Linked DNA regions of Homo sapiens: region 2 is linked to region 1. A link is a loop called in an ENCODE intact Hi-C map of the cell type or tissue named here. Cell type or tissue: gastrocnemius medialis. All regions are shown on one strand. Links, peaks and the distances in the headings refer to the core of each region. The heading gives the core; the rest is flanking DNA. Region 1 holds the start of TAL2 (TAL bHLH transcription factor 2). Region 2 has its middle 190 kb from the start of TMEM38B.

Evidence for each region. A loop is a pair of places that touch in the nucleus more often than their neighbours do. Peaks named below come from ENCODE experiments on the same cell type or tissue, not always from the same donor. Only the 100,000 strongest peaks of a DNase experiment are listed, where the experiment ranks them.
Region 2: a loop joins it to region 1, with 10 times the contacts of the local background. A loop is called at or near these places in 1 of 110 quality-filtered maps.

Annotation. Positions count from the first base shown.
Region 1 is chr9:105,650,506-105,666,061 of GRCh38, reverse strand. It overlaps TAL2 (TAL bHLH transcription factor 2), which reads right to left and starts at 3,605. Exons shown (of 1, transcript NM_005421.3): 1 at 2,938-3,605. The coding sequence starts at 3,565. The coding sequence ends at 3,239. RefSeq lists enhancers at 3,489-3,578, 9,669-9,748, 13,801-14,363. In gastrocnemius medialis, for the core only: a CTCF peak has its summit at 9,842; DNase peaks (open chromatin) are centred at 9,187 and 9,814; H3K4me3 peaks cover 1,591 bases; H3K27ac peaks cover 2,916 bases.
Region 2 is chr9:105,873,192-105,888,747 of GRCh38, reverse strand. No RefSeq gene overlaps it. Among named protein-coding and RNA genes, the nearest start is that of TMEM38B, 190 kb to the right of the region's middle. In gastrocnemius medialis, for the core only: a CTCF peak has its summit at 6,849 (motif pointing right); a DNase peak (open chromatin) is centred at 6,842.

The sequences.
Region 1 (15,556 bases), core at 6,883-11,882:
CCACACCCAGCTAATTGTTTTAGAGATGGGGTTTCAACATGCTGGCTGGGCTGGTCTCGAACTCCTGGCCTCAGGTGATCCTCCCGCCTCAGCCTCCCAAAGTGCTGGGATTACAGGTGTGAACCACGGTGCCCACCGCCAAACACTTTTGTTTAAGTTACAGAGTAGCATAGGTTATATAATCTGTTCAAACTATTCTGTTGGGCTCAAATGATCTATAAACAGATGTACCATCCAGTGAACCGTAATGTTTTTGAATCATAAATTCTTGCTACTGCCATCACCAAGCCTTAAGTATAGGACACCAGAGAAGACTCTAGAATGATTTTTGAGTTAGCTTCCAGTCTCATGGATACCTTGTCAAGGTTTTGGTCCACAATTGACTATATTTTCTTTTTGGCAGACACCTTCTTTTTTTTCTCTTTCCTTCTTTCTTTTCTTTGAGACAGGTATCACTATGTTGCTCAGGCTGGCCTCAAACTCCTAATATCAAGCAGTCCTCCCGCCTCAGCCTCCCGAGTAGCTGGGAGTACAGGCACATGCCAACACACCTGACGTAACAGTCACTTTAACCAAACATGACTTGGTGTACAAAAATGCAAGCAGGCAAAAGAAATCATTTAGGAGGTGAAATACATAAATTAATGATTTAAAGTTTCATTTATTAATTATAGGATTATTTGCAAATTTCTTTAAATAATTTCCCCCTCACATAGTTTAATGAGAACTTGATCTCCTCATGACTTTTCAGGAGCACTCTGTTACATTTCAGCGGAAAGGCCCTCTTTGTCGAAGATCATGGCCCCCTTTGACACAGATCATGGCCCCAGCAGCAGAAAAGTGGACTCATCCTGGGTAGAGGGGCAAAATCCTATATCTAGGCAAAGAGATACTCTGTGCTTTCCTTGGCAACATGTTGAAACAAAGCTAATATAAAAATACCGTCAAAAGTGTTATTTTGATTTAATTTCAGATGAGAGAGTAAGTGATGTTAATTGACAACTGTCATCAAAACTTTGAAATGTACTATCACCTGGTAATTTGGGGGTAAGCTTGTGTCCACATAAGCTAGTGAGAAAAAAAAAAATGCACATTCAGGAAAACCATTTTGATCTCTTTTCTTATGTGTTTCCCTGGACTATGCTGGGTCCGTGGGGAAGTTTACCAAATACAGTTTAAATAAAGGGCCTAGAAGGAAATCTTACTGGTTCAAATAAATGCATTGTGTTACAAGTGTGAATGCTGTATAGAATTTAATGACATAATGACCTTTCTATTTCGGGAGAATGAGATTGTAAGAGTTTCATCCAGCTTTCTTCCAATCACCAGACCAAGGAGGCTCATTTCAACCTTTCACAAGTAAAACACCTTATTTCTGAGTGGCAGGAAATTTAAATTCCTCTGTTGTGTATATACTGGAAATCCCTAATCTCAAATCCATCAGTTTCCTACGTATGGTTTAGAAGGTTTTAAAACCAATGTACTGTCAAGAACTTTGGGGAAGGAAAATGTCCCAGAGATAATCAAATAACATTATTTGTATTCCAGGTTCAACTATAGGATTTATCTTTGACTCCAAGTATCATCAGGGTGGCATATGGTGATGGATTCTGCCAGATCCGTGCTATTTCACTGACTTGTTGGGTACCAGGCCTCCAAGCCTAAGACTAAGCTTGATCACCCTTGATCAAATACATCTCATTTTTCAAAACCAACTTTAAAATCTGTTCTGAGGGAAGCATATGCTACTCATTCATCTGAGATCTATTATGAGAAACTTTTTTCTTTTTGAGAAGGCTAATGTGCCATAGCAAAGAAGACAAATTACAAATTCATTAGTTCATTAGCGTCTGGTATTACATTTCTATTGTTTACTCTAAATGTTTTGTTTAAACTAAGCTCTCTGTTAAATGAGTCATTAAATGGTAATGTTTGGATTTTCATAATTATAATTGAATTTTACAGGTCTTGAATCAGCAGGAGTTCAGGCTGAGTGAAACGTTTTAATGCATGACATGTGAAGTGAAGGCTTTAGCTAACTTATTTCAGCTAACTGTTTTTCGTAAGAAAACTACGAGCCCTAACACATAAATTATCCAGTTGTTTCGTCTCACAGATATAATCCACTATTTGCCTTTAGAAGTCACATATGTACAAATGGCTCAGCACAAGTAGCACCTCACACTTCTACAGAGTTGAAAGGACACAGAACTGTTCCACATATCTCTGCTGCATTCCTGTAATCCCCACACCTTAGTGGGCGGGGGGCGGGGGGTGTCTTTTCTCCACAGATTTTTCCCGCAAGTCTCCCAGGTTGGTTTCTGCAGGGGTTATCTTTCTATTCATCAATCTTAAGATTTATTTTGTTCACCTTTGATCAAATGCATCTCATTTTTCAAAACCATCTTTAAAATCTGTTCTGAGGGAAGCATATGCTGCTACTCATTCATCTGAGATCCATTATGAGAAAACTTTTTTTGTTATTGTTGTTTTTGAGAGCGAGTCTTGCTCCGTTGCCCAGGCTGGAGTGCAGTGGCATGATCTTGGGTCACTGCAACCTCCCCCTCCCGGGTTCAAGCGATTCTCGTGCCTCAGCCTCCTGAGTATCTGGGATTACAGGTGCGCACTACCACACCTGGCTCATTTTTGTATTTGTAGTAGAGACGGAGTTTCACCATGTTGGCCAGGCTGGTCTCAAACTCCTGACCTCAGGTGATCTGCCCATCTCAGCCTCCCAAAGTGCTGGGATTACAGGCGTGAGCCACCGTGCCCGGCCCATCAATCTTAAGATTTATTTTGTTCACCCTTGATCAAATCTCATTTTTCAAAACAAACTTTAAAATATGTTCTGAAGGAAGCATATTCTACTTATTCATCTGAGATCCATTATGAGAAAACTTCTTTCTTATAACTGAAGACATTGAGTATAAACAGTGATTTTCAGCCTTTTTTTTTTTTTATTTAGAATTTTTTCTCCAAAAGTCTTATGCAGAACCTGGATTTAAAATAGGCAGAGGTAGGCCGCTCTACCTGACATCCCTGGGGGGTGGCGGCCCACAAGTGACATTCCTCATGGCTTCTTTCAGCTCCCTGCAGCTGTCTCTGAGCCACCTCCCAGGAAGCTAGAATTCATGCTTCACGAGTTATCATCAGGTCAACTCTGGAACATGCAAAAGTCTGTCCACAGGCAGTGATTTCTGGGCAAGTGCTGCCCTGGGAGATGACAGCCAGAGCCACACTAAGGAATGTGGTGGCTTGGACCAGGTGAAGGAACCTGGTAGTTCTCAAGCAGAGTTCTGTCCTCCAGGCCTGGCAGGTGGGGTCCTTGAGGGAAGAGCCCCAGAATGTTCCCCTGAGCAGCCACTCCCGTTTGTTGCAGGCTTTGCTCCCCCAAGACCTTGACCAAGAAGTTGATATACCTCATTGCCAGGCGAAGCGTTTCATTTTTGCTCAGCTTTTTGTCTGGAGGGTGAGTGGGGATGAGCTTCCTCAGCTTGGCAAAGGCGCTGTTGACATTCTGCTGCCTCCACCGCTCCCTGGTATTTGTGAAGATCTTCCTGGTCATGTTTGAGTTCCTGAGATGGAAAGAGAAAGGGCCCTCAGGGCCAATATCTTATAAGAGGCCTGATTGGTATCACATGTCCTGCCAAGAACCTGAGATGTTAGATTTTCTCGACTCAGAGCTTACGAGATTCATTTCCTCATTTTCAGGTTTTTAAAAAAGAAAACAACCCCACAGGGACACAAACATATGCCTCTCACCTTTCGAGGCATCAGTGACGCTATGAATTATGCATAATTTCTTTTTTTAACTTAAAAACAACAGGGGAAGGTAAGAACAACACCCTTCAGCTTTTTCTCTCTGGCTGTTTTGAAGCCTCCAGTTGAAAGATTGCTTTGTCCCAATACTCCTGTTTCTTCCTTTATAACCAACTCTTCCTAATTGTTCAGAATCAGGTACAATATTGATTGAGTTTATGTATAAATGCAACATATGTTTGGCCAATAGAAAGTTTGTTTTTTGTTTTTTGTTTTTTTCTTTTTTTGAGATGGAGTCTCACTCTGTCACCCAGACTGGAGTGCCATGGCACCATCTCAGCTCACTGCAACCTCCAGCTCCCGGGTTTGAGCGATTCTCCTGCCTCAGTCTCCGGAGTAGCTGGGACTATAGGCGCCTGCCACCACGCCTGGCTAGTTTTTATATTTTTAGTAGAGATGGGGTTTCACCATGTTGGCCAGCCTGGTCTTAAACTCCTGATCTCAGGTGATCCACCCGCCTCGGCCTCCCAAAGTGCTGGGATTGCAAGCGTGAGTCACGATGCCCGGCCACCAACAGAGAGTTGAATATGAATCAACAATGTATTATCAGAATGAAGTAAAAAAAGAAAATGATTGTAGGTTTCGTTAATAAAATAAAATTTGGAATAGAGAAGACAATACAGCTCTCTTGTTAGCTGGCAGACCTCACCTGGAGGATTCAGCCCCTCTCTGTAAGAACTAAAATATCCAGACTGGACTATATTTAGAGGAGCAGGAACAGAATGATGAAGGGTCTTGAAACCCTGGTGTATGAAGAACAGAAGTGGGGGTATTTAGTCTCGCAAAAATGAAAAGACAAGGGGCAGGTGGGAGTGGTGATTTGGCGTGGATTCTGTAGAAGATACTTGGGCCTCTTTGGGGCTGCATTGGATGACCTTTCCAAGTCTAGGAGAGTGGTTTATCATCACATACTGCCGAGCATTATGCAGGCATTTTTCACTCTTAGAGGCAAGAGTCCCTTTTTTCAAGTGGCTTGGATTAACATGTGCTAATAGGAACACTTGGGAGGCACTGGCAAACAAGCCCAAGTCTAGCCCCAGGCAGTTTGATGTTCTTGGCTTACTGCTATTGGTCTGCTGCCTGCTCCACGCTCAGCTCCTCTGGGCACTGGGCCCTTTCTAGTTCCTCCGAAGACTCATGAATATTCCCAACTCTACACTTTCGCACATTGTCATTTTCTGTTCCTTGAATTTCCTCCCCACTCTCTACTTACCTATTTCTTTAAACAGCAGGTGAGATCTTCCCTTTCCAAGCCCTGACTCTACAGGAGTCTTCACGTAACTCAGCCATCAGTGGAACCATATGCATGGTGGTCAAGAGCACAGGCTCCAAGGCCAGAACCCCGGTTTGGCTGTTGGTTATACTCACCCTAGCTGTGTGACGAGCAATCTACTTAACCTCTCTGTGTTTCAAATGCCTCATAAGTAAAGATCAGTACAGGAGTACTGCATCATTGTGAGGACACATGAAATGATACACATAAAGCACCTTAGCTCAGTGTCTAGTGCATATTAAAGGCTCAATAAATATTTAATGATTGGCGGGACTCAGTGGCTCACACCCGTAATCCCAGCGCTTTGGGAGGCCAAGTCGGGGGGGGGGGGGGTGGCAGATCACCTGAGGTCAGGAGTTCACGACCAGCCTGGCCAACACGGTGAAATTCCATCTCTACTAAAAATGCAAAAATTAGCAGGGCGTGGTGGCGCACGCCTGTAGTCAGAGCCAATCAGGAGGTTGAGACAGAAGAATCACTTGAACCCAGGAGGTGGAGGTTGCAGTGAGTCGAGATCGCGTCATTGCACTCCAGCCTGGGCGACAGAGCGAGACTGTCTCAAAAAAAAAAAGAAAATTAATGATTGCAATTATTATCTTTAAAAATAAAACAGTGAAAAATAAATGTTGTAATTTATCATTTTCTTCCTAATGAAGAAGTTATATGCATTAGAGAAGGTCTTAGCTTTGTTTATGTGCTCTTTTGATTCACTTTACAGGAATATATGGGTGTGTGTGTGTGTGTGTGTGTGTGTGTGTGTGTGTGTGTGTGTGTAGAGCAAAAACCTGGAAGGATTCAGGCCAAACTGTCAACAGTGGTTCATTGGGAGAGGACAGTAGATTGGGAGAAGAGAAAAAAAGGAGACTTGTGGTGTTTTATTCTTTTTTTGGTATTGTTTTATGTGTACATATATAAAATCTTTTTTTTTTTTTTTTTTGAGACAGAGTTTCGCTCTGTCGCCAGGCTGGAGTGCAGTGGCACGATCTCAGCTCGCTGCAACCTCTGCCTCCTGGGTTCAAGTGATTCTCCTGCCTCAGCCTCCCTAGTAGCTGGGACTATAGGCACACGCCACTGGGCCCAGCTAATTTTTTTGTATTTTTAGTAGAGAAGGGTTTTCACCATGTTGGCCAGGATGGTTTCAATCTCCTGACCTCATGATCTGCCCGCCTCAGTCTCCCAAAGGGCTGGGATTACAGGCGAACCACTGCACCAACTGCATTTTTCAATCATCTCTATGCCCCCCGGGACATTTCCCCATCCTAGTTCCTTTCTTGTTGCCTTTCCTGCTTGTGTCTGGGTTGGGGAGTCCAGTGCTGTGCTAAGAATTCATGGTGAACTGGAAGCACCGCAGCCCGAGGTCACCACATGGCTTCCGGCTCCCCGCACTGTCCTCTTGCACCCACATCCTCTCTCCGTGGAGACATTCCTAGTTGGACCCATGGACCAATTACAATACTATGCACTCCAAGCTTTGGGACCAACATTTACTGACACTACGAGCCAGGTATTGTGCTTGCTGCTGAGTGTTGAGGAGCTGGCTGATTGTATTAACGTGTGAGGGAAGCATTGCGACTGCAGGAGCAGAGAAGCAGCAGCTAGCCAGGCATTCTAGCGGGTTCCCAGGCAGGCCAGGTCTCCTTCCAAAACTGAAAGGGGTGGGCCAGGTGATCCCCAGGACCTCATTCAACTCAGAAATGCTACAATGCCCCACCCATTTCCATTTTTTTTTTTTTTGACGGAGTTTTGCTCCTGTCACCCAGGCTGGAGTGCAGTGGCCAATCTTGGTGCCCACTGCAACCTTGGCCTCCCGTGGCACAGTCTCGGCTCACTGCAACTTCGTCACACAGGTTCAAGTGATTCTCCTGCCTCAGCCTCCCAAGTAGCTGGGATTGCAGGTGCCCGCCACCACAGCCAGCTAATTTTTGTATTTTTAGTAGAGATGAGTTTTCACCATGTTGGCCAGGCTGGACTCAAACTCCTGACCTCAGGCGATCCACCTGCATTGGGCTCCCAAAGTGCTGGGATTACAGGCGTGAGCCACCATGCCAGGCCACATTGCCTTTTATCTAACCTAAGTCATTTCTGAATAATCTGACCTTTGGTTCTACAATGAAAATTTGAGTGTTGTCAGAACTATACCCAAGTATATACCTAAAATATAAAAGTTTAAACCTGAATCAAGGGGATTTTAAGGTAGAAAACTATCCAGTTTTGTCCACACTGACACTGGCTGGGATTGCAGGAGCAAAGTTACATTCATGCTTCTCTTATCACAACAGGGTTTAGCTCATTCACTAAGTCAACCATAGTCCCATGGGGGGGTCTTTTTCAAGCTGGGAGGAAAAAAGATTAGGCAGGATAAACTAACGATGGTGTTCTTTTCTAAGAGGGCTCTATCCTATTGTACTAGAAACAGACAGGAAAAAAAACAAACAAACAAAACAAAAAACAGAGAACACTAGCTTCTGAAATGTAGTCTGCCATCCTAGGAGGTGCTTAATCATTCCTTGTTGATTTATCCTCAAGTGTGTTCCTCTCCTTCTCCACAGGGGAAATAGAAATCAGTGGTTTAACAAGCTGGAAAAGCACTGCATTTAGTGTTTTTCCAGTCGCAAGGAGTGATTGCTGCTAATCGTGATCTCAGAGTAATGTAAGAGCTAAAAAAAAAAATACACTAGATGCCACAGAATCAGAGAACATTTGATAGATGGCAAAACAGACGTGAAGCATTTAGGCCACACAGGGAATCAGTGGTACAGCCTGTGTCCCAGGCCTGGATATTGATGCATTTATGTCACCATTGAGGACTCCTGCCGGGTCAGGGTTCATAACCTTTTTTGTACCATGGACCTTTTAGCAGTCTGGGGAAGCCTAGGGACAGATTTGTTTTCAGAACAATGATTTTAAATATATAAAGTAAAAAGGCTTTGGTTCTCATTTCAGAATAATTATTTTAAGTCCATAAATTAAAATACATAGACACAGAAAACAACCAACTATATTTAGTAGTTATTAAAATAACTTAAAATACAATATAGCAATACATGTGCTTCATATTTAACACATTAAATAACTAGACTTATTACGATAATCTCTAAAAAGTGGTATGTAAATGATGTTTTCAAAAGATCTGCAACATCTGTGACATGAAATGCATGCATCTATGATTTCTATTGGTGACAAATTCACCACCACGGCTAATACTACTACAGTTTATTACCCACATTCATAAATAAAGGAAACGCTATGCTTAGATGAAAGGTTAGTGGAAGTAAAGATGTAATTTTTCTCCATCCAAATTCATAGCACCCCTGAATTCTATCTCTATATTCCTGGGTGGATGGGGGTTGTGTATCCCAGGCTAAGAATGACTAGGTTGGAGGAAAGTCAGGTAGAAACGCCAGGAACATGGATATGCATAAATTCTCTGTTTATATTGTCGCTACTGAAGGTAACACATTAGCAGAGAAAAGAAGGACACACTCCCCCAAGGAGGTGACCAATGCCCCTAACAGGAGCTGCTACTTTTTGTGCCAGGGGTTCCTGGACACGAAGACCGGGTTCACCAGAGAGGGTGCAGCACAGGCTCACAGCTAACACTGGGGGGCCTGTCCCAGGCATTCACTCACATACAGCTCTTTCTTCATTCCACTTTAAATTTATCTTCCTGGCATTTGGTCCGGTGCATTTGTCTCTTCTTTCACCTTTCTCTTGAAAGTAAGTGAAAATACTCGCCATGAAGGGTGGTTTATATAGTTAGATTGGGGAACAGTGCTTAACCTGCAATATGAGGCACAACTCTGCCTTTTGAAGTTATTTATAGAAGTAATACAAGCTCATTTAAGAAAAAAAATATCAAGCATACATATGTGCCTCAAGTAAAGAATAAAAGGCTACCTACCTGTCTAGCTACTCAGTCTCACTCCCCAGCCGCAGCCAGTTTGGTGTGTGTATCACACATACACACACACACCCTTTAAAATCACCATATATATTATGCAAGTCGCTTTTCTCACTTACACAACTCTGCATGTTGATATATTAAATCAGCAGCACACAGTATGAATACTGCTCTTCAGCGCCGTTCACAGTAGCCTCACGCTGGGGGAGCCACCTGTTCTAAGATGCACCCGACCCCTGCACCGTGCAGCCTGGACGCATCTCGAATACTCTGCCCAAGCTTCTTCCCTTGCCCGCTTCGCTTCCAGGCCTTTCCCTTTTTCTTTTTATAACTTTTGCTCCCCCTTGCAAACCATTGCCTTGCCTAATGATTAAGTATTTAGGGAGTCCAGGAAAGCATCTAGTGGCTGAAGTTTCGAATCTGCCAGGTGTCCGGGAGTCGCTCGGGGACGCGCGAGCTCCTTGAAGGGCTCTGGGAGATGCGCCGCCGAGAGCGGTACAAGGGGGTCCCCGGCATCACGCATAAAAGCGACGCGGGCCCGCCAACACGCTAGAGAGTCGGCCTAGCACCCCCGGAGCTGAGCCACCGCCCCTGCCCCGCGGAAAGTCCCCCGGTCTTCCCACCGAATTGGCTCGGTGGCCGCTACCAAGTCTCCGCCGCATTCCTGCTCTCCCGGGTGAGTATGGCTCAGCGAGAGACCCGCAGGCCCACGAGCCCGGCCCTGGTTGCGCCCATGTCCCCCCGGAGTCCACGCACCTCCTCGCAAAGAGCCCGCGTCGTCGCCGTAGCCGTCGCCCTCGCCGGCCGTGTGCGCCCTCGCCTGGACACCGCGCCGCCGCCGCCGCCGCCTTTATAGGACACCGCCCTTTGTCTCGCGGGGCCCGGGGGCCCCTTCCCGACGGGGACTCCCACCGTTTCCTCCCCACTCTCCGCGCCCTGGCTTCCGGAGACCAACTCTCTCTTGTGCCCTGGAAAGGGAGCAAGGGAGGAAGGAGAGCCCCGCCTCGTGTGATACTTGGGGGCGGTAAGGGGGTCCTGCCACCCACCTGGGCTGGGGGAGCCGCTTACCAACCTCCTTCTCCAACACATTCAACCCTGGGAAAGTCCGTATCCGTTGTTAATTCATCAGATGTTTATGAAGCCCCAGTGAGCCTCCACCTGGAGTTCAGCAACAACTTGCTTCAGAATCACAGGTGGGGAAGGAGGATCCCAACACCCACAACCCAGACCCAGGAAACTAGGATTTTTCAGGATGGGGGGTGTGGTCTGAAATCTGCATTTTTAAAACCTAAGTATTTCAGGAGATTAAGATGCACAGCAGAATTTAACATTCACTGTACTGGGCAGGTTCCCGAATTTATCCATTTCAGTTTCCACAATGCCCAGCACTAATATTGGTTATTTCAGTGAGGGAAGGGACTCCTAATTGGTCTTCCTGCTTCTGGACTTGCCTCCTTCTGTCTGTTCTCCAACATCATCCAGAATGATGCTATGAAAACACAAGTCAGATTCTGGTCACTTCTCTGCTCAAAACCCCTCAGTGGCTCTCCATTTCACTGAGTTAAGCTGAAGCCTTTAAAATGGGCCCAGAGATACCTTCTATCCCCCTGAGCTGTCTGTCTCTTCTCTTCCTGGGGCTCACTCAGCTCTAGCCACTCTGGTCTCTTTGTTGTTTCAGGAACTCACCAGATACTCTCCTTCCTCAGAGCCTTTTCACTGACTGTTTCCTGGGCCTTAAACACTCTTCCCCCAAGTTATCCACGATTCCCTCCCTAACCTCCTTTCATTCGTTCAACACATTATTACTGAGAGCTTACAATGAGCCAGGCCCTGTTCTAGTTGCTGGGGACACAACTTCAAACAAAACAGATACAAGTCCTTGCCCTCAAGGAGCTGACATTCTTTAGGTCTTTACTCAAATGGCACCTTCTCAGTGAAGTCTGTGACCACAATATCTAAAATTGCACCATCTGTCTGGCGTGGTAGTGAGCCTGTAATCTCACCTACTCCAGAGGCTGAGGCAAGAGGATAGCTTGAGGCCAGGAGTCTGAGGCTGCAGTGCACTATGATCGCACCTGTGAATAGCCACAACACTCCAGCCTGGTCAACATAGTGAAACCTTGTCTCTTAAAAAAAAAAAAACTAAAATTGCTCACACACACACACACACACACACACACACACACACACACACAGAGTCTTCATCCTTCTGTTTGCTTTATTCTTCTTAACACTCATCCCCACTTGAGTATTATTTACTTATTTATCTTCTCTGCCTCTTCCCTACCCCATCTACTCCCAGTGAACAGGTGTTCATCAGATGTTGATTAATGAATGAATAAGTAATGAATTCCCAGGTACCACTCTCTCTGAAAGATCTGGTATAGGACCTGGCACAATAAATTCACAAACAAATTGCAGCTTAGTGGATAAGAGCAAAGGGCTCTGGAGTTACATTACCCAGGTGGAAATTCCTTGTCTATTCACTTATGTGATCCTAGGCAAATTATAGAATTTATGCTTGCCTTAGTCCCTATCTGTAAAATGGGGACAATGACAGAATTGTCAGGACTAAATGAGAAAAAAGTAGGTAAAGCATTTAGCAGTATGCCTAGCACATAGTCGGTATATTGTAAATTTTATTGTGGTCCATTGTATTATTGTTAATAACTATTGGCTCCCTTCCCTTGGAGAGGATTATATAGCCCCACTCACTGCCGTGTGATTGGCAGTGCCTCCCTGTAAGTGGAGGAACTATACTTCCCTGCCCCATTGCCAGGCTTGACCATACAACTTGCATCAGCCAATAGAATGCGAGCAGCCCTAACATTGATCATGATGGAGCAGAAGCTTTACAAGGGATTGCTGGACCGGCTGCAGTGGCTCATGCCTGTAATCCCAACACTTTGGGACGCCAAGGCGGGCAGATCACTTGAGTTCAGGAGTTCGAGACCAGCCTGGCCAACATAGTAAAACCCCATCTCTACTAAAAAAAAATTAAAAATTTGCCGGGCATGGTGGCACACGACTGTAATCCCAGCTACTCAGGAGGCTGAAGCAGGAGAATCGCTTGAACTTGGGAAGCAGGGGTTGCAGTGAGCCGAGATTGCAACACTGCACTCCAGCCTGGGGATAGAGCAAGACTCCAGTTGGGATTGCTGGATGGGCTCAGCCATGAGAAAGTTATGTTTGGGGTTGCTCGTGCAGCCTGGATGCCATGGAGCAAAACCACAACCAACCATATAACATGAGTAGAAATAAATCTTTATTGTTGTAAGTCACTGAGACTTTGGGGTTGTTTGTCACACCGCCACCCACCTTACCCACCTCCAAAACAAACAATACAGTTTTATTATAAATTTAAAAGGTGTTGCATAAATTGCTAGGTTATGGTGGTAGGAGGGGAGTGGGGTAGGATGGGGAGGTAGGCATGAAGGTGAGGAAAGCTCTGTATCTATTTTCAAGGCACTAACAGCTATTGGAAGGGAGAAGACATGACAACATGACTAATATAAGACAGACAGTCCTGAATGCGAGAGAGTGTGAAATTAGAGTTAGGGACAGAAAGGTAGAAGATTCTAGCTGGGGGATCAGAGGTTACCCATGGGACAGATGGCATTTAAACTAGGCCTTGAAGCAAGGGTGGCTCTGACATTTGTGGGGGCCATGATAAGGGTACAAATGGAGACTCCATCCCCGTCCCCATTCTTTTCCCACCCGCTAGCTCTGTCTTTTTCTGTGAAGGGCCTTGTGAAAATGATGCGAACTCCCAGCCCACATGGACCTAGGGAATAGCCCTATCCAGGCCCTGGAAAAGGGTTCATGGTCATTTGAACAGAAATTCAGGGGTCCCAGGTTCCCAGAATATGTTCTAGAAGGTGGGACATAGGAGTTGGGTGAGCACTGGAGGAGGGCCAGAGAGGGGCCATCTAAAAGCACAGTGTCCAGGGGAGGGGCTCTGACTGCTGGGTGCCTGGTGGAAGGGTGGTAAAGACTGGGTAGGAATTATAATACAAGTGCAAGGGTGGAGGAGAGGGCAGCCCAGACAAATACAACTGTGTGCTTTGAACATGGGAATAGTATGTTTAGTCACAGGTCGCAAGACTCATTCTGGTGGCAGTATAGAGGAGAGATTGGAGGGTGGATTGGGGAAAATTAGTTGGTAAAAAGGGATCTTTAGAAACATAACCTAAGGCCAGGTGCGGTGGCTCATGCTTGTAATCTCAGTACTTTGGGAGGCCGAGGTGGGTGGATCACCTGAGGTCAGGGGCTTGAGACCAACCTGGCCAACATGGTGAAACCCCATCTCTACTAAAAATACAAAAAGTAGCTAGGTGTGGTGGCGCACACCTGTAATTCCAGCTACTTGGGAGGTTGAGGCATGAGAATCGCTTCGCTTGAGGCAGAGGTTGCAGTGAGCCAAGATCATGCCACTGCACTCCAACCTGGGCAACAGAGACTCCATCTAGAAAAACAAACAACTACAAAAACTAATATTTGCAGTAAGCTTCTCTGATTTGCTCCTCTTTCTGCTCCTCTGTTTTCCCCATATGGCAATTATAATACAGCAAATGTTACATTTTGAAGCAATAACCTGTATTAATCTTCACCTCAGCCAAAAACTGTAAGGTGATATATTTTTTTGAATGGCATATTTTACAGCTGAGAAAAAGAATTGTGGTAACAGGGTAGCAAGATTGGAAATGGATGATGCTAAACGAAACAATAAGCTGTCAAATAGGATCTGTGTGCGAGTGGACAAGGACTCAGAGAAAGGACAAGGGCTACAGAGAAAGGAGCCCGATTGTGTTGACATCCTGGGACCAGGGTTGATGGTTTTTTCTTTTCAAAACATTCTTAAATGTTATTGTTGGTTTTATACTTTCAGAAGCAGGGGAAACAATCTTTGGCGCATCATTTCACTAGCAGTGATCCTTCAGAGTGATGGGTCTTCTCCCATGCCAGTCTCCCAATGTAGAGAATTTTGGGGCTAGGACCTGCAGGGGAAGGGGTTGAAGTAGGAATTTACATAAGCCGATTATTGGGGGATTAGATTTGGGCAGCTAAACGCCTCTGTGTGCTTGAGCTAAAACCCTTACTATTCATGGCTCTCACTGCCCCCTGGAGAGACTGCACCTGCGAGCTCCTGGGGAGGAAACAGAGGGCTGGGGAGGGAAGGGCAGGTCACTAGGAGAGCTTGGGCACTGTCAGGCTTTCTGGTTCTCCTGGTTTAATTGATCTGTCTGGATTAGCCTGTGAATACTGGCCTTCTAGTCCTGTATGCAGGGGTTGTCAGTTTCAGGAAAGACCAAACCTGGGATTTTTGTTTTTTATTTTATTCATAAAAGTAGAGACGGGATCTCGCCATCTTGCCCAAGCTGATCTTGAACTCTTGGGGTCAAACAATCCTCCGGACTTGGCTTCCCAAAGTGTTGGGATTACAGGAGTCAGCCACCGCCAGGGCCCAAACCTGGGACTTTTGGAAGGGATTTCTGCCAGGCCAAGTGGGTGTGGGCCAAGATTGTTTTGGCTGGAGGTCAAGCATCAGCCTTAGCCACTCTTAAAACTCTCTTCTTCCCTCCTCCATCCTTAGCCCCTTTACCAATCTCCAATTCTATGTATCGAGGCCCCTATTCATCCATCCATCTCTCCATTTATCCAGTCATTTATTCATCACTTTTTCCATCCACCATTAATTTATTAAACAGATGAGTTAGCTGGTTCTTGATATTTAATACAATTTACTAGTAAATCCTTCTAGGTAGGTTTTGTTCCTTCCCCTGTTCTCTCTCTCCTTAATGTTGGTACTTTGACATATAAATTTGGACCTTTTCAGATTCATTAGTAGAGTGTTATATACAGTTATTCAGTTACTTTTTAACATCTCTATTTTTTTAATCCCCTTTCTCATGCCTCATGTTATGTGTTTATGATTTCTCTCTCTCTCTTCTTGATCAGTGTTGCAAAAGTCTGTTCATTTTATTGCTCCTAAAAAACTAGCTCTGGGATTCGCTTATCATTTTTATGATTTTCAAATACACTTTCTACTATATCTTTATTAAATCTGTTCTTTTGTTTACGTTTATTTCCTCTCCACTCTATCACTCTTGGATTGAATGCTTATTTATTTTTACTCTTTCTTGTTTAGTAAGAAAAGCACTCCGGGCTGTGAACTTTCTTCTGATAGACCTTTGGGGATATCCTGTTTCCATTTGTAGTATCATTGTCATTGGTTTCTAATGTCTGTTGCTTATTTTTCTTTTATAAAGTGTTTTTAAATTTTCTTGTTGTTGTATTTTTTTGGCAACCATTTGCTATTAGTTTCTAATTTTATTGCAGTATAGTGAAATATATGCCCTGTATGTTTTTTGCTTTGGGATATTTATTGAGAATTTTCTCTTTGATAAAACATATATTCAACTTTTATAAATGTTTCACAGGTACTAGAAAAGGAGGTATATTCTCTGTTTGAATGGTAAAATGTCTTTTTACACATCCATTAAATAAATCTGTATTCTTGGAAGTTTTTGTCTATTTGATCTATTCAAGAGAGCACTGTGTGA
Region 2 (15,556 bases), core at 4,269-9,268, 230 kb before region 1:
TGTCCAAAACCAAGCAAAAGTAGGTGGCAAATAGACGTGTTTATCTGTGCTATATAAAGAGATCATGGAATTTTGATCTTGGAAAAGCCACAGCCTCTGTAAGCCTCAGTTTTCACCTTTGAGGAATGGGGACAAATGAGGATAAAAACTAAGCTCCCAGAGCTAATGTGAGGATTAAGGAATTTTACATGATTTGCACACATGTGTATATTAATAATTATTGTTGTAGATGTCCTGCCCCACAAGGTAGAAGAGACCTGGGAGCTCGCTCAGTTGGGCCCTATTTCTCTCTCCCTAATATCCAAGTGTCCCCCGCAATAGCCCTATGAAATTGTCACTCCAAAAACTCTCAAACCTCACCAAGGATAAGGAATCTATCAAGGACAATAATATCTGGCATTCATTACTCACACTATGCCTCTGACACTGTGCTAAATGTTTCTCCTGCATGGTCTCGTTTTATCTTCAAAATAAGTCTGTGATATGGCGGTGGAACAACTCTGTGAACACACTAAAAACCACTGAATTGTACACTTTAAATGGGTGAATTGTGTGGTATGTGAATTGTATCTCAGGAAAGCTGTTAAGGCCAGGTGTGGTGGCTCATGCCTGTAATCCCAACACTTTGGAAGGCCGAGGGTGGAGGACCACTTAAGACCAGAAGTTTAAGATTACAGTGAGCTGTGATTGTACCACTGCATTCCAGCCTGGGCAACAGAGTAAGACCCTGTCTCAAACAATAAATAAAATAAATGTTCAAATATGTAAATATTTGCCAAGCCCTTTCTGTGCAACACTATGCTGACTCTCCCCACAGCCCCCAAGGCTTCCTGTCTCTGTGTAGGGTCATGTGAGTCTTTGGCAAGTTTCCAAATTTGCAGAGCCAAAAGCCACCTTTTCATGCTGGTCTCCCTCTGGAGCCACACAGAATAAGAATGCTCTTCATTCCACGTGGGGCCTTGGGTCTTAGAACACAGCCACAGATTCCTCCTTTCTTCTTTTCTGCAGGCGCCACATACCCAGGCCACACAGAACTACACAGACCACAGAGCTGGGAGGCCCATGGCTCCCAAAGTCAGGCTATGAACCTGGCTGAAGTGGCTGCACCAGAGTCACCTAGGGGCCTTAGAAAAATCATAGAGAGACCAAGTCAGTAGAGTTAAGCCCAGGAGTCTGTGTTTTTTTAAAGGCTACCAAGTGATTCCAGCCAGGAGCTAAGTAAAGTAACCTATTATTTTAAAGAAAGGAAACTGAAGCCCACAGAGGGATGTAACTATTTCAAAATCACACAGCCATATTCAAGCCAACTCATGTCTGGAAGAGCCTACTTCGGTGTTGATATTTTTAAGTCAGGAAACTGACATGAGGCTGTAGGTTATAATGCAAAGGTAAGGGCAGGAACATGTAATCCATACAAGAAGAGATGCAATTAATCAGCAAGTCACATGGGAAAATGTTTAATCCCAATATCTATAAAAATGCAATCAAAACAATGTAGAGCATTTTACAGCCATCAAATTTAAGACTAACAATACTCAACCTTGGTGAGGTTATCATGAAATTGGTTCATTTGCACATTGCTTATAACAATTTAAATTGATATAATGCTTTGCAAACCAATGCAACGCGACAAATTAAGAGCCTCAGGCTGGGTCCCATAGAGACGTCTACTCAGTGCCATGTACATCAGGCATTAGAAATGCAGGTATGAATAAGACTTGCTCAATGTCTTCAAAAAAACTCACTGAACACAGAAAGAGACAGAAGTGAAGGCATGTTTTAATACTAAAGGTAAGGCTGGGCATGGTGACTTATGCCTGTAATCCCAGCACTTTGGGAGGCTAAGGTGGGAAGATCACTTGAAACCAGGAATTTGAGACCTCAGACTGAGCAACATAGTGATACCCTGTCTCTGCAAAAAAAAATTAAAAATTTGCCGGGCATCATGGCATGCATCTGTAGTAGTTCCAGCTAGTTGGGAGGCTTAGGTAGGAAGGTGGCTTGAGTCCGGGAGGTCTAGGCTGCAATGAGCTATGAATGCATCATCACATTCTAGCCTGGATGACAGAGTGAGACCCTGTCTCATAAAAAAGCAAAAAAACACAACCACACTAAAGGTGAGTAGTAAGCATGGGGGGTCATGAGACTAACTAAGGTGGGGCTGTTAGCCCTCCCTTGGAGGTTTAGAAAAAAGATTCCTAGAAAGGCTGACAATCGAGCTGAATCTGGAAGAATAAGCAAGTTAACGAGGTGAAGAAAGTTGAGAACAGCATTCCAGGCAGTGGGAACAACCTCAGCAAACTCCTGGAAGCTTGCAAGAGTTTTCAGTATTCAGGAAACCAGAGGAAAGTCCAGGGTTACAGGAGACACAGAGGCAGTTGGGCTCAGACTGTAGAGGGCTTTCTGTGTTCTGCTGAGTCTAGGCTTTGTCTTCGTATAAATCACAAGGAGTCATTGTAGTGTGATCAGCAAGGGAATGACATGAGCAAATGTGAGCCTTGGAATGGTTTCTTTGGCTGCAGCATAGAGGAGGACAGCAGAGAGACAAGAGCAGACAGGGAGGCCAGTTAACAGAACATGGCCACAGTCTAAGCAGAGATGGACAATGGAAGCCCACTAAGTAGTGATAGTGGGGAGGAGAGGAAGAGATAGCTGGGAGAGAAGGAAGGAATATGCTCTTCTGGATAGTCTCATTACCCAGTCACCAGAAGTCAGTAACTCTTTGATTATGGAGGTTTAAGGAAGAGATAAGAATTGAAAACAATCTCAGAGGAAGAGCTGGAAACTGACTTAGCCAGGGGTCAGTAAGGCTCTGACTGTAGTTGAGTGCAATGTTGCAGCTCAGGGGAGCTGCATGAGTGGTGGCCCAGGAAAGGGGGACATCCCACTTGCATCAGCCTCCCAGGCAGTGGCCCAGGGAAGAGGACATCCCTCCCATATGAGCCTCCTAGGCGACAGCTAGCTGCTGTGGGGGAGAGTAGAGCCCAGGGAGCAAGGACCAGGAAGGGGTCACAGGTTGCATTTCCCAGGAAGCACTCTGAGATGGTGATTAGAGTGCAGGAGGTTCGCTTGAGTGTGTTCGCTGGATCAATGCCTACGGAAGAGAGGGGAAGGAAGAAAGCAGGATTGGGCAGAGGGAGAAGTTCGGCCGCAGCCTTGATGGAGGCCTCAGCCAAGCTTACAGTAGACTCTGAAACTACTATGGCCATTCAGAGTTGTTCCAGGTTGGAGAGCCAGGTTTAGTCCCTTATATCCTCCCACCAGTCATGGTGGTGACCCAGAAAGGGGCACGTGGCCTGGGTGAGGTGGCTGTCTTCCACAAAGGCAATCCCTGTAGAGCTACCAATAGGCAAAATCACCAGCAGCTGGGGAACCATGTCCTTCATTTATGAGGAGGGATCTAGGTGGCCACTGTAGCATCTACCACAGAAGAATGTGGTCTGATCACAGGGGGCTGGGCCAGGCCCCCAGCGAGGGAATTGGAAACCAGAGAAAAAGCCCAGGTATAAGGTAAAGCCACATGGTGGGGATTGTCTGGCCATGGAGGAGCCAAGGCTTCCTAAAGCTCTGTAAGTCACAAGCCAAGGGTAGCCGGACTCCTTCAGACCCATGGGATTACATCAAAGCCCAATAGATTATTATCCTCAGACACGACAGACTGAGGGCCAGGCCAGGGTCCCTGGCAGGAAGCTGGGAACAGGAAGGGGTAGCACTGAGTCATACTGTATCCACAATAGCCAAAAACCTGGAAACAACCTGCCTGTCCAACATGAGGGAGTGGTGGAGTAAATCATGGTGCCTCCACTCAAATAACTGTTCTATAGCCATTAAAATAATAAGGTGGCTTTTCTATGACATGAAACAGAGGATACTTTAAGCAGAGAAAAACACAGGAAATACCCAGCTTATCAGTGTAACTGTAAATGTGAGCTCTGCATATGGATGGACAATTGGCAGCATACACAGAAAATAAAATCATTGATTTTTGTGATTGAGGGAACATGGCGGTTTTTAACTCCTGTTATCATCATTCGTAATAAATACTTTTTTCCAGTCTTGGCCATCTCTCAACAGAGGAAGCTACGGATGCTTTCATGTTGGTGTGTGGCTGGATATATCTCATTTCACACTTACCATGACAGCTGCATGCTGCCCACCAGGCAGTCAGACCTCCAAGCCTGCTCAGATATTGCTCAGGGGAAGCTATTAACTATGTCTATGAGCAAAAGGGGTTCAAAAGTTGGCAATGAGGAAAATATTTTTAGTAGGAAAGAAAAGAAGGTTTTATGCCTCCCACACCTAACTGGTAGGTGGGATGTTGAACAGGGCAAGTTTAGATCAATATTTAAGGAAAGTCTTTGCCATAACAACTGATGGGCTATTTCCAGAGGAGTGAGCCCATTACGTTTGAGCAAGTGCTAAAAGCTCATTGGTCGGGGATGCTATAGTAGAGCTTCAGGGAATCAAAGACACTAGTCAGGAGATTTTCTAGATGATGATTAAAATAATTCAAAATTTAACTCAAGAAAGGTCAACTAGGGACCAGCTGGGTCAGCTCTTCATGGATTCCTAGAGGCACAAGTGAGATGGTCCAGGGTAGTCCACAGAGAAGGGCCATTGAGAGCTCTCTCCTCAAGCACCCATCTTGCTGTGGTCAACTAATCCGTATCTGTGCTGCAAAACAACCCAGACCTTCTAAAGCCTGAGTCATTCAAGAAGCCACAAACTTCCTTCTCTTCTGATGCTCAGGAGTTTCTGAAAGCACCATGAAGAAAAGCCCCAAGGTTAACCAAATGGCTCTTAATTTCAACCATTTTTTTCTTAAGATACTTTTTTTTACATTTATTTTAAAACCATGGTCAATGGCGTTTATATACAGACTTATAATGGAGTTGCATTACAAATAATCAAGTAGCCCTAAACCCCATTTAACACATCAAGTTGGCTTTGAATCTGTCCACGATGCCCAGAGGTGTTCCTTTGTAGCTTTCCTGAAGCCATTCAGCAAACATTTAGTGAACTCCTTGTGTGCCAGGAACTGTGGTAGGCATTGGAGACCCAGAGATGAACTAAGCCAGGAACAACTAGCCCGATGGCTAGACTGGTTAAGAGAAAGAGAGAGAGAGAGAGAGAGAGAGAGAGAGAGAAAAATGCTTAAAGTAAAATGACGGCTCATAAACTAAGAACCATGTGGGGTGAGCATCAAGTGTCAGAATTACCAAAGAGGAAATAGAGCATGATCTGTGGGGTTTCAAAATTCTTCAGAGAGAGGTGCCGTCTCACCTGGAAAGGGAAGGTTAGTAGAATTGCTCCAGATGGAGAAGGTGGCACAGGGGCGACAGGAGCTGCTATTTTTAGGGAAAGAAGAGAAAGGTGAACTCTCCCAAGGTGGCAGTAGGTTAAGGTGCATAAGCCTGGAGAGGTAAGGAGGGTTCAGATCATGAAAGATTTTGTATGCCAAGCCTAAGAGTTTCCATTTTATCCTGAGAGTCATTGGGAGACACGGGGGTTTTCAAGCAAGGATCTGATGGAATTTGTGGTTTTTACTTTAATCTGTCTGAGGCGGTAAGAGGATGGACCAGAGGAAAGAGGAATAAATGGTAGGAAATTATAACTATGTGTCATAATTTAATCTGTCTCATTTAATCCCCACATCATCACCATGATTACCTGTCCTTCACCTGATGGATAACTCCCTGTGACATATATCAAGATGGGGAATAGAAAGATTCCATGATATCGTTGAAAGAGCACAAAGTCTGAGTATGGCAATTCCTCAAGGATCTAGAACTAGAAATACCATTTGGCCCAGTGATCCTATTACTGTGTACATACCCAAAGGATTATAAATCATTCTATGATGAGGACACATGCACATGTATGTTTATTGAAGCACTATTCACAATAGCAAAGACTTGGAACCAACCCACATGTCCATCAATGATAGACTGGATTAAGAAAATGTGGCACATATACACCATGGAATACTATGCAGCCATAAAAAAGGATGAGTTCGTGTCCTTTGCAGGGACATGGGTGAAGCTGGAAACCATCATTCTAAGCAAACTATCACAAGGACAGAAAACCAAACGCCGCATGTTCTCACTCATAGGTGGGAGTTGAACAGCGAGAACACATGGACACAGGGCAGGGAACATCACGCACTGGGGCCTGTTGGGGAATGGGGGGCTGGGGGAGGGATAGCATTAGGAGAAATACCTAATGTAAATGACGAATTGATGGGTGCAGCAAACCAACATGTATGTGGTTTGTATTCTCCAGATGGAGAAGGTGGCACAGGTACGACAGGAGCTGCTATTTTTAGGGAAAGAAGAGAAAGGTGAAACCTCCAAGGTGGCAGTAGGTTGGTTGTGCCAACCAACCAATGGCACATGTATACCTATGTAACAAACCTGCACGTTGTGCACATGTACCCTAGAACATAAAGTATAATTTAAGAAAAAAAAAAAAGAGCACAAGGTCTGAAAGTAGATACACCCGATTAGAATTATGTTTCCTTTCCTGACCAGCTGTGCAACCTTGGAAAAGCCACCTAACCTCTCTGATTCCTATCTCTCCCAACTATAAGGAAAAGACAAGCATCTCCCAGGGATGCTGTGAAGACCTTGAGACAGAGATGTGAGAACTCTTGAGAAATCACAGAGCTCAGTGAAAATGCAATTCCTCCAACTGGAGGTAAACCCAGATTTGGATTCCATTTTTGCATTGTATTAAGAGAGTCTCAATAATGTATCATTAGACAAAATAGTGCCGCATGAAAGAAAATGTCTTTCTGTATTTACCTGTGTCCCCAGGCAATGGAGGTTGCGCCAAACCACACACTGCCACTAGAGGGAGCTCATCCTTTAGCATCAAAGAAGTCATTTCAGCTCAAACTCTCAAAACAGAGGTCCTCTGTTAGGGGAGACAGAAAGCTGAAAAAGGTCAGTTGGTTGGTTTCTTGAGGGGTGTGTTTGTGTGCGCGCGCGCATGTGTGAGTGTGTGTGTATGCTAGGGTATTCTAATCATTGTTCATCATCAGTCCCAGAGTAAAACGTCTGCAATTAGACTACCGTTCAATCCCAGTGCCTCCATTTCCTAGTGTATTAATTTGGACAAGTGACTTCATTTCTCTGAGCTTAAGTTTCTTCATCAGTAAAATGGTGAAACTCATGGCTACCCTGTGGCGATGATTTTATGAGATATTAATATTAGACATAGAGCCCCCAGTGAGTACCTAGCACAGCATAGGAATCCAGCAGATTTTAGAACCCCTTCATTTTCCCATCTTGTAAATACAACAATAATTTGGAAATATATTTAAGTGAAATTGAAAGGCGAAGTAAACAGAGCAGAAAGAGGCACAAAGGGATGCTGAATGTGCTTGGTGTGAGACATGGACATTCCTCGTTCTCGCATCTGTTTAGTGAAGGCATCCGTGTATGTGGACACCGTTTTATAAGCCCCATGGCTAGACTAGGCAGTCATGAACAGATGGGCAGCCAGGAGTAACTGCAAAATGAAGTGGGCATATGGACCGCAAACTATGGCTCCCTCTCCTTCTGTTGGAGCCATTCCTCTCAATTCTGGAGTTGTTACCCTGAAGTGGGAGGGGGGAAAATGTTATTTAATGGATTTCATGTCACTCTTACATTTCTAAAATCACTATATTCATTCTGCCTTGTATTTCCACAGAGCCACCTTCTCTCAGTGTTCCAGCAAGTAGCTCTCACAAAGGCTGTGCCAAAACCATGCCAACGCAACTGGTAGAAAAAGAAGATTTGGGTCAAACAACCAAGTTGCCTTGACCAAATTCCAAATATCAGATGAGTGAGTTTTCCTCTCTGAATTACCCATTGCTTGACTAAACTAACATGGTCAACTGGATCTTTTGATTTCTCTTAAAGGCAAAGGGAAGAGAGAATTCACATGTGTTAAGCACCATTGTGCACCAGGCTCTGTGCCAGGCACTTTGCCAACTCTCACATGACGATCACAACACAAAAAGGGGGAGTACCTATATGTGCTTTACTGAAGAGGTGCCTATGGCTCAGAGAGGTTGAGTAACTTGCCTGAGGTCACACAGCTAAGAGAGTGAGAGAGTCAACTCTGGAGCTCTCACTAGATACCAAAGTCTGAGTTTTTCCAATACATACTAAATACAATAAAAGTCTTTTTGAAAGCTCCCTCTAAAATGTCCTTGTGTGCTGTGCTCAATTTTTGGATTTCTACCCTCTCAATTTCCAAGTCTGTCCTCAGTTTTCCTTATTATAAAACTGTCTATTTAAACCACCCTCAAAGGTTCTTACCCTATTTATTCACTGTAACAATGCCCACAAAAGATAAGAAGAGTTTGTTTTATAAGCAGAGAAACTGTCGCTTGGAGTGACTTACCTAAGGCCAGTCTGTTGGCAAGTAAAAATTCTGACATAGAAAAACTACTTTCTCTCATGCAGAGATTCTGCCTCTAGACAGAGCTGGAAGAGTTCCACAGTGTCTCAACCTCTAAATGTATAGATCTAGATCCCAGGAGTCCAGCTTCAAATTAAAGCATCATCCTTAATGCTGTCTTCAACTTTCATCTCAGTACTGATTAAACAAGTCTTGAATTAGTCACCTCATCTCCATCTCCACTGCCAATGCCCAGGTCAGGCCTGGATCCCTGCAAAGGTCAGCCACCTGCTGACCCCATCTCTAGTCTTACCTCATCAGCCCAACACTTAACTGTCAATAGAGGGTTGGGTTCTGCTTAAATAAAATAATTCCATCAAGTTGCATGCCTGATGAAAAAGTTACAATGACCCCTCCTTCTCATCTCCAATGAAAGCCAGAATCCCTTAATCTGCAAAAGGCCCCCTTTATATTCTGACACAGGCTACCTCCCTAGTCACATCAATTTCACCCAACCCCCACTCCCCCACAGCTTCTTAACAAGGTAATTTAGTATTTTGGCTATAGCTAATACTAATCCATCCTTCACTTCTTCCTTTTAGTAATGAAATTCTTGAGTATTAGCCGAGTACAAGGGCTCCCTTGCAGCTGGATATGACCATGTGACTCGGTACGGGACAATGGGATGCAGGGATAGTAATGTGTGCTATTTCTGGGTTTTTGTTTTGTTTTGTTTTGTTTTCATTAAAAGGAAGCTTGCTTTCCACTTTCTATTCTTTCTCAAGGGTGAGAAAATGTACATGTTGATAATAAGCCAGCTTTGACCCAGGATGATGAGGACAACATTCAGGAGCTTGGGTCCTAAGGGTTTGTGGAGTATAACACTGTTTGTTTGGTTTGGGCTTCTCTGGAGATAAGGATTCCAATGCATTTATTTCAGAGGTGATTCCAGGAAACAGCAGGAGGGGAGTGGGGAAGTGAAACAGAGAAGATAAGAAAACCAATGATACATTACCAAGCCAGCTACCACTATGGGCAGCTGGATCTCAACCAAAATGGGAAAACTGGAGGAATGTGTTGAATGTGACTCTAAGCTGTCCTGCCCTGGGGGTAAGGGGAAGCTGGGGTACTTATATATACCAACACCTGCAAAAGTTGATTGAGGGATATTGGAGGAAGGGGCCATTTATTGCCTGGCACCGTAAGCCTGCTGCACCACGAGGCAGAGTGCTCTGGTGTCAGGGAGAGCCCTCAGGCAGGCACAGGTGCTAGAAGGTGGAAGTAGGCCTGGGTGCATAGAAATGGTGAATGTTGGGGTGATTTAGGTGGGGTACAGGTGTGTCTGTTACACCAACCCAACTCTCCATCCCTTCATCCTAGCTTGGACTTTTATGAAATAAAGAAACATTTGGGAGGCCAAGGCAGGTGGATCACGAGGTCAGGAGATCGAGACCATCCCGGCTAACATAGTGAAACCCCGTCTCTACTAAAAATACAAAAAATTAGCTGGGCGTGGTGGCGGGCGCCTGTAGTCCCAGCTACTCAGGAGGCTGAGGCAGGAGAATGGTGTGAACCCGGGAGGCGGAGCTTGCAGTGAGCCGAGATGGCGCCACTGCACTCCAGCCTGGGCGAAAGAGCGAGACTCCATCTCAAAAAAAAAAAAAAAAAGAAATAAATAAACCTTCTGTTTTAAGCCACTGTTACTTAGTCTCTGTTAACCAACCTAGCTTATACAATGATGTGAGACTGCTTGCATTCAAAGACCATCTCTGTCACTCACTAGATACAGGCGACTGAATCTTACTGAGCCTCAATTCTTCTTCTGGAAAATTGGTACACTTGTTCACTGGGCTGTTTTTAAGGGTACCTGGGGTGACACTAGCAAAGTACCCTGGCAGAGAGTGAGCAAGCTGCTATTCCTGTTTCTTTTCTAGGAGCCCTTTTCCAACACTGCTCTTAAATTTGCCTTGATAGTCCACATACTCTTCAGGACTGGTCCCTACACAGGCAGAACATGATGGAGGTCCCAGAGCAGAGCCAAAGAGTGTCTTTAGCAAAGTTTCAATCACAAAGATGTTACCCCAGAATTAAAAAAAAAAAGAAATAGGACCTGTAGCTAGAGCCAAAGGTCAATGCCAGGAAAGGGCAGCCAACTAGGAAGAAAATGACCAAAAGAAAGACAAGACCATGGGGAAGCCAGCAGAGCAAGGGGGCAATACTGGCATTTCTCGAGTGTTCAGCAGGGGATCCCTAGGATGGCAGTGCTTCTCTGGCCCAAGCATTCAGCCAGGCCAGGCAGCAGGAAGCCAGTGCCCCATAAGTGTTTGTGAATGAGCAGGCAGGTGGTCCTGGCAATAGCCTGGCTCCATTCCCAGCTCTGCTCAGTTGGAGACACAGAAAGCAGCTCCCCTAGCATGCACTGTTGATGTCTGCAGACAGCTAGGGCTCATTTCCTCCCTAGTTTCCCTGCCCAATTCCCCAGAGAACAGGTCCCCAAGGTTGAGTAGTGGCAACTCCTTCCTTTCGAATACTGCTCAATGAGAAGAATGAATCATTAACAATTGCAGTGGGTTGCCCTAGGTAAATATCTGTTGACTCCTGATGGATAGCAAGTGCTCACTCATGAGGATTAGTTGAAATTGAACTGAGGAGAATATTGCTTTAACTGTCACTCTCCACCTGAGCTGTCACACATACAGAACTGGTCTTTAATATTAATTATTCAGTCAGTGTACATGGAGCGCTTTCCTGGGCCAGGCTTCAAATTAGCCCAGGGTCTCAGAGACAAGGAGAACTTGACTAAGTCATGTCTGGCTGGGGAGAAACAGAGCAACCAAATGACTTTAAGTGTGAGATCAGTGATTTTTAATCATTGACTGATCCGAATTACCTGAGTCTATAAATATGCCACTTCCCGGGCCCCATTCCCAGTGACCTAATCTAGGACTTGCATTTTTTTTTAATAGACATTTTAGGACAGTTTTAAATTTACAGGAAAATTGAGATGATAGTTTGGAGAGTTTCAATATATATCCTCACTCAGTTTCCCCTATTCTTAACATCTTACATCAGAATAGTACATGTGTTAAAATTTATGAACAAATATTGATACATTTTATGTGTTTTTTTCTATTCCAGTATCCCATTCAGGATACCACATTACATGTAATTGTCATATCTCCTTAGGCTCCTCTTGGCTGTGACAGTTCCTCAGATTCTCCTTGTTTTTGGTGACCTTGACAGTTTTGAGGTATATTAGTCAAGTATTTCATAGGATGTCCCTCTAGTGGAATTGATCTCATGTTTTTCTCATGATTGCACTGTGGTCGTGGGTTTTGGGCAGGAAAACCACAGAGGTAAAATATCATTTTCATCACATCATATAAAGTGTATACAGTATCAACAGGGTTTATCACTGTTGATATTGATGTTGATCAACTGACTCAGGTAGTATTTGTCAGTTTTCTCCAATGAAGGGCATTTTTTTAAATCTAGTTCCATACTGTCCTCTTTGGAAGGAAGTCACTGCATACAGCCCACATGAATGGAGTAGAAAGTTATGCCTTCCCCTTCTTGAGGGCAGAGAATCTACATAAATTATTCAGAATTCTTCCACATGGGAAATTTACATCTTCTCTTCGTTTATTTATTTATTCAATCATTTTTATGTCAGCATAGATTATTGGCTATTTATTTTACACTTTAGGTTAAAATCCACTACACTTTATTTTGTTGCACAAATTGTTCCAACGTTGGCCATTGGGTTGGCTCCTGTTTCCCTTTAATATACCCTTAATCAATTCAGGTTTTCATTTGTTCCGTTTTGAGCACTTTCTTACTTTCAGGCACTACAGGATGTCTTATGCTCATTTTATATTTTTTCTATTCCACTCCTAAAATACTTTTCTGCAAGGAGTGCTGATTTCTTTTATTAGAGAATAGTTTTAGAAACCAAGATCTGGGTGCTAGGTGCAGTGCCTGTAATTTATGTAACTTCTTACTTGAAAATAATTTCAAACCTAGAAAAGTTGCAAAATAGCACAAAGAACACCCATTTACTCTTTATCCAGATTCATATCCTGATAATATTTTGTGTCGCCTGCTATATCATTTGCTCTCTGTACATAATTTTTCTAAAACATTTGAGAAATCATGGCTCTTTAAGCACTTCAGTGTGTAGCTGCTAGAAAGAATAGGCGTGCTCTCTTCAAACCAGAGTTACTGATTTTTGTCCATTTAACATAGATATAATTATTTACCATTCACTTTTCAATTTTATTAATAGACTTTATATCCTGTATTGATTTTTTTCTTCCAGTACAGAACCCAGTCTAAGCTTGGGTATTGCACTTAGTTGTCATGTCTTTTTAGTCTCCCTTAATCTGAAACAGGTCACTGGCCTTGCTTTATCTTTCATGACAGTCACATTTTTTGTTTTTTTGGTTTTATTTGTCTTATTTTTGTTTTTGAAATGGAGTTTTACTGTGTCTCCCAGGCTGGAGTGCAGTGGCGCAATGTCGGCTCACCACAACCTCTGCATCCTAGGTTCAAGAAATTCTCCTGCCTCAGCTTCTCAAGTAGCTGGGATTACAGGCATGTGCCACCATGCCCAGCTAATTTTTATATTTTTAGTAGGGATGGGGTTTCATCATGTTGGCCAGGCTGGTCTTGAACTCCTGACCTCGAATGATCCACCCACCTTGGCCTCCCAAATTGCTGGGATTTGAGGCGTGAGCCACCATGCCTGGCAAACATTCACAGTTTTTGAAGAATACCATCCACTTTTAAAAATAGACAGTTCCTCATTTGGAGTTTTCTGATTGCCAAGCTAATAAAACTACATAGTGTGAGGCCACAGTCCCCAAGTCTGTCCTCCCATCTGATACCAACTGCAAATTCAGGGAATTCCCAAAATCCCTTGAAGTTTCAATAATTTGCTAGAATAACTCACTTTAAGCTATTATACCCATGGTTACAGTTTATTACAGGGAAAAATATAGATTAAAATAAGCCAAAGGAAGAGATGCCATAGAGCAAAGTCTTGGAGGGTTCCAAATGTGAAGTTTCTGTTTTCCTCTCCATGGAGTTAGTATGCATTACCCTCCAGATATTTGTGTGTGACAATACACACAAGTGTTAGTGAGAAAAGCTCACTCAAGCCTCAGTGCTCAGTTTTCTTAGGGGTTCCATCACATAGACATGATTGATTGATTAATTGCCCCAGGGTTGGACTCAGTCTCTAGGTCTACCAATATCATATGACCCAAAGCCCTTGCCATATTCACATGGTTGGTCTTTCTGGTATGGCCAGCCCTACCTTAAGACTGCAGGCGTGGCCAGCTTCCATCCTGAACAAAAACGCTGCAACAGATACAACACAGGTTACTTCCCAGAAGCTGAGGGTACAAGGTCAAATTCTTTAATATACACTGATGTTTTTCATGAGTAGATCCAGATTATGCATTTCCAGCTGTGATACCATATGATGTGTGACCATCTCAAAGTATCATGTCTCAAGGCCTGCACGGTCTGTCTGCCCCTCATTGATGATGTTAAATATAAACACCATTGGCCAGGTGCGGTGGCTCACACCTGCAATCCCAGCACTTTGGGAGGCTGAGGTGGGTGGATAATGAGGTCAAGAGATTGAGACCATCCTGGCCAACATGGTGAAACCCCATCTCTATTAAAAATACAAAAAATTAGCTGGGCATGGTGACACATGCCTGTAGTCCCAGCTACTCAGGAGGCTGAGGCAGGAGAATCACTTGAACCCGGGTGGGAGGTTGTAGTGAGCCGAGATGGCGCCACTGCATTCCAGCCTGGTGAAGGAGCGAGACTCTGTCTCAAAACATAACAAAACAAAACAAAACAAAAAACACTGTCAAGGTATTGTCCACACTCTCCACTGTATAGAAACTATATTTTTCCTTGCTTCTAATATACCATTTATTAAAATGTAGTAACAATACAAGTTCAAGCAAATGTCCTGATCTTAATCAAAATTCCCCTAAATTTAGCAACTATTGATATGTCTGACCCAAACCAGTCTTTACTATGATGGTTGCAAAACGTCGCTGTTCTATCTCCAGCATTCCCTTCAACTTACCAGTCAGCACTTGTCATCTGCCATAAACAAGGAGAGACTGCAGTTTTAATCAGCATCCCCCAGTGATTACGATGCAGAAGGTCTCCTCGACATTCTCTGAGAAACATTCCAATAAGCCAAACTAACATAGAAACATAAAAACTACAGTAAGTTTTATCTTAGTGGATGAGGAGGCATTCATCTGTAGAGAAACTCAAACCCTTCGTTTTTTTGCAGAATACAATCAAGTCCTTCATAATATTGACTCCCTTGCTATTCAAAGTGATTCAGTAGCAGCAGCCCTTAGAAGCTTGTTAGACATGCAAAATCTGAGAGCTTACCACTGACTCAATCAGAATCTGCATTCTGCCAAAATTTCCAGATGGTTTGACAGCACATTAAATTTTTGAAAACACTAGCCTGTAGGACCCCCTCCAGGCCCTGACTCCCCACCTCAGGCCATATCATCCACAGAAAGCCAAATTCCAGCCATATTGAACCATGTACACTCTCCCAAAGGCCACATATTCCCTTTAGCCTCCAAATAGCCTTTGTACAGACTAGTCCTTTACCTGGAATGCCCTTGACCTACCCCACACCACAACACTTTGAATGTTTGTTTCCTGTTTGGCCATCTGGACTCACCTGGAATCATTTCCTCCAGTCTTTCCTGGCTCCACCAACCACGTTAGAAGCCACTGCATGTGCTTCCAAGACATCCCCAACTTCTATTCTCCCAGCACTCATCCACTGTACAATAACTACCCATTTTCTTATCTTTCTACCCACTTAAGATTGCAAGCAATTTGAGGGCAGGAACTGTGTCTTATTCATTACTGTATCTCCAGCACTGAACAAAGTCCTGAGTCCTAATGGGCACTAGCAAAATTTGTTTAAATAAATAATAGAAATGTGTTTAGTTATAATAACATTTATTTAGTGTTGACTACGTGCTTGCACAGGTCCGTGTGAGATACACACACTAATTATGCAGATATAATTATTATGCCCATTTTGCAGATGAGAACACTGAGGAACAGAGAAGTCTTGTGACTGAACCAAGATTACACAGCAAGT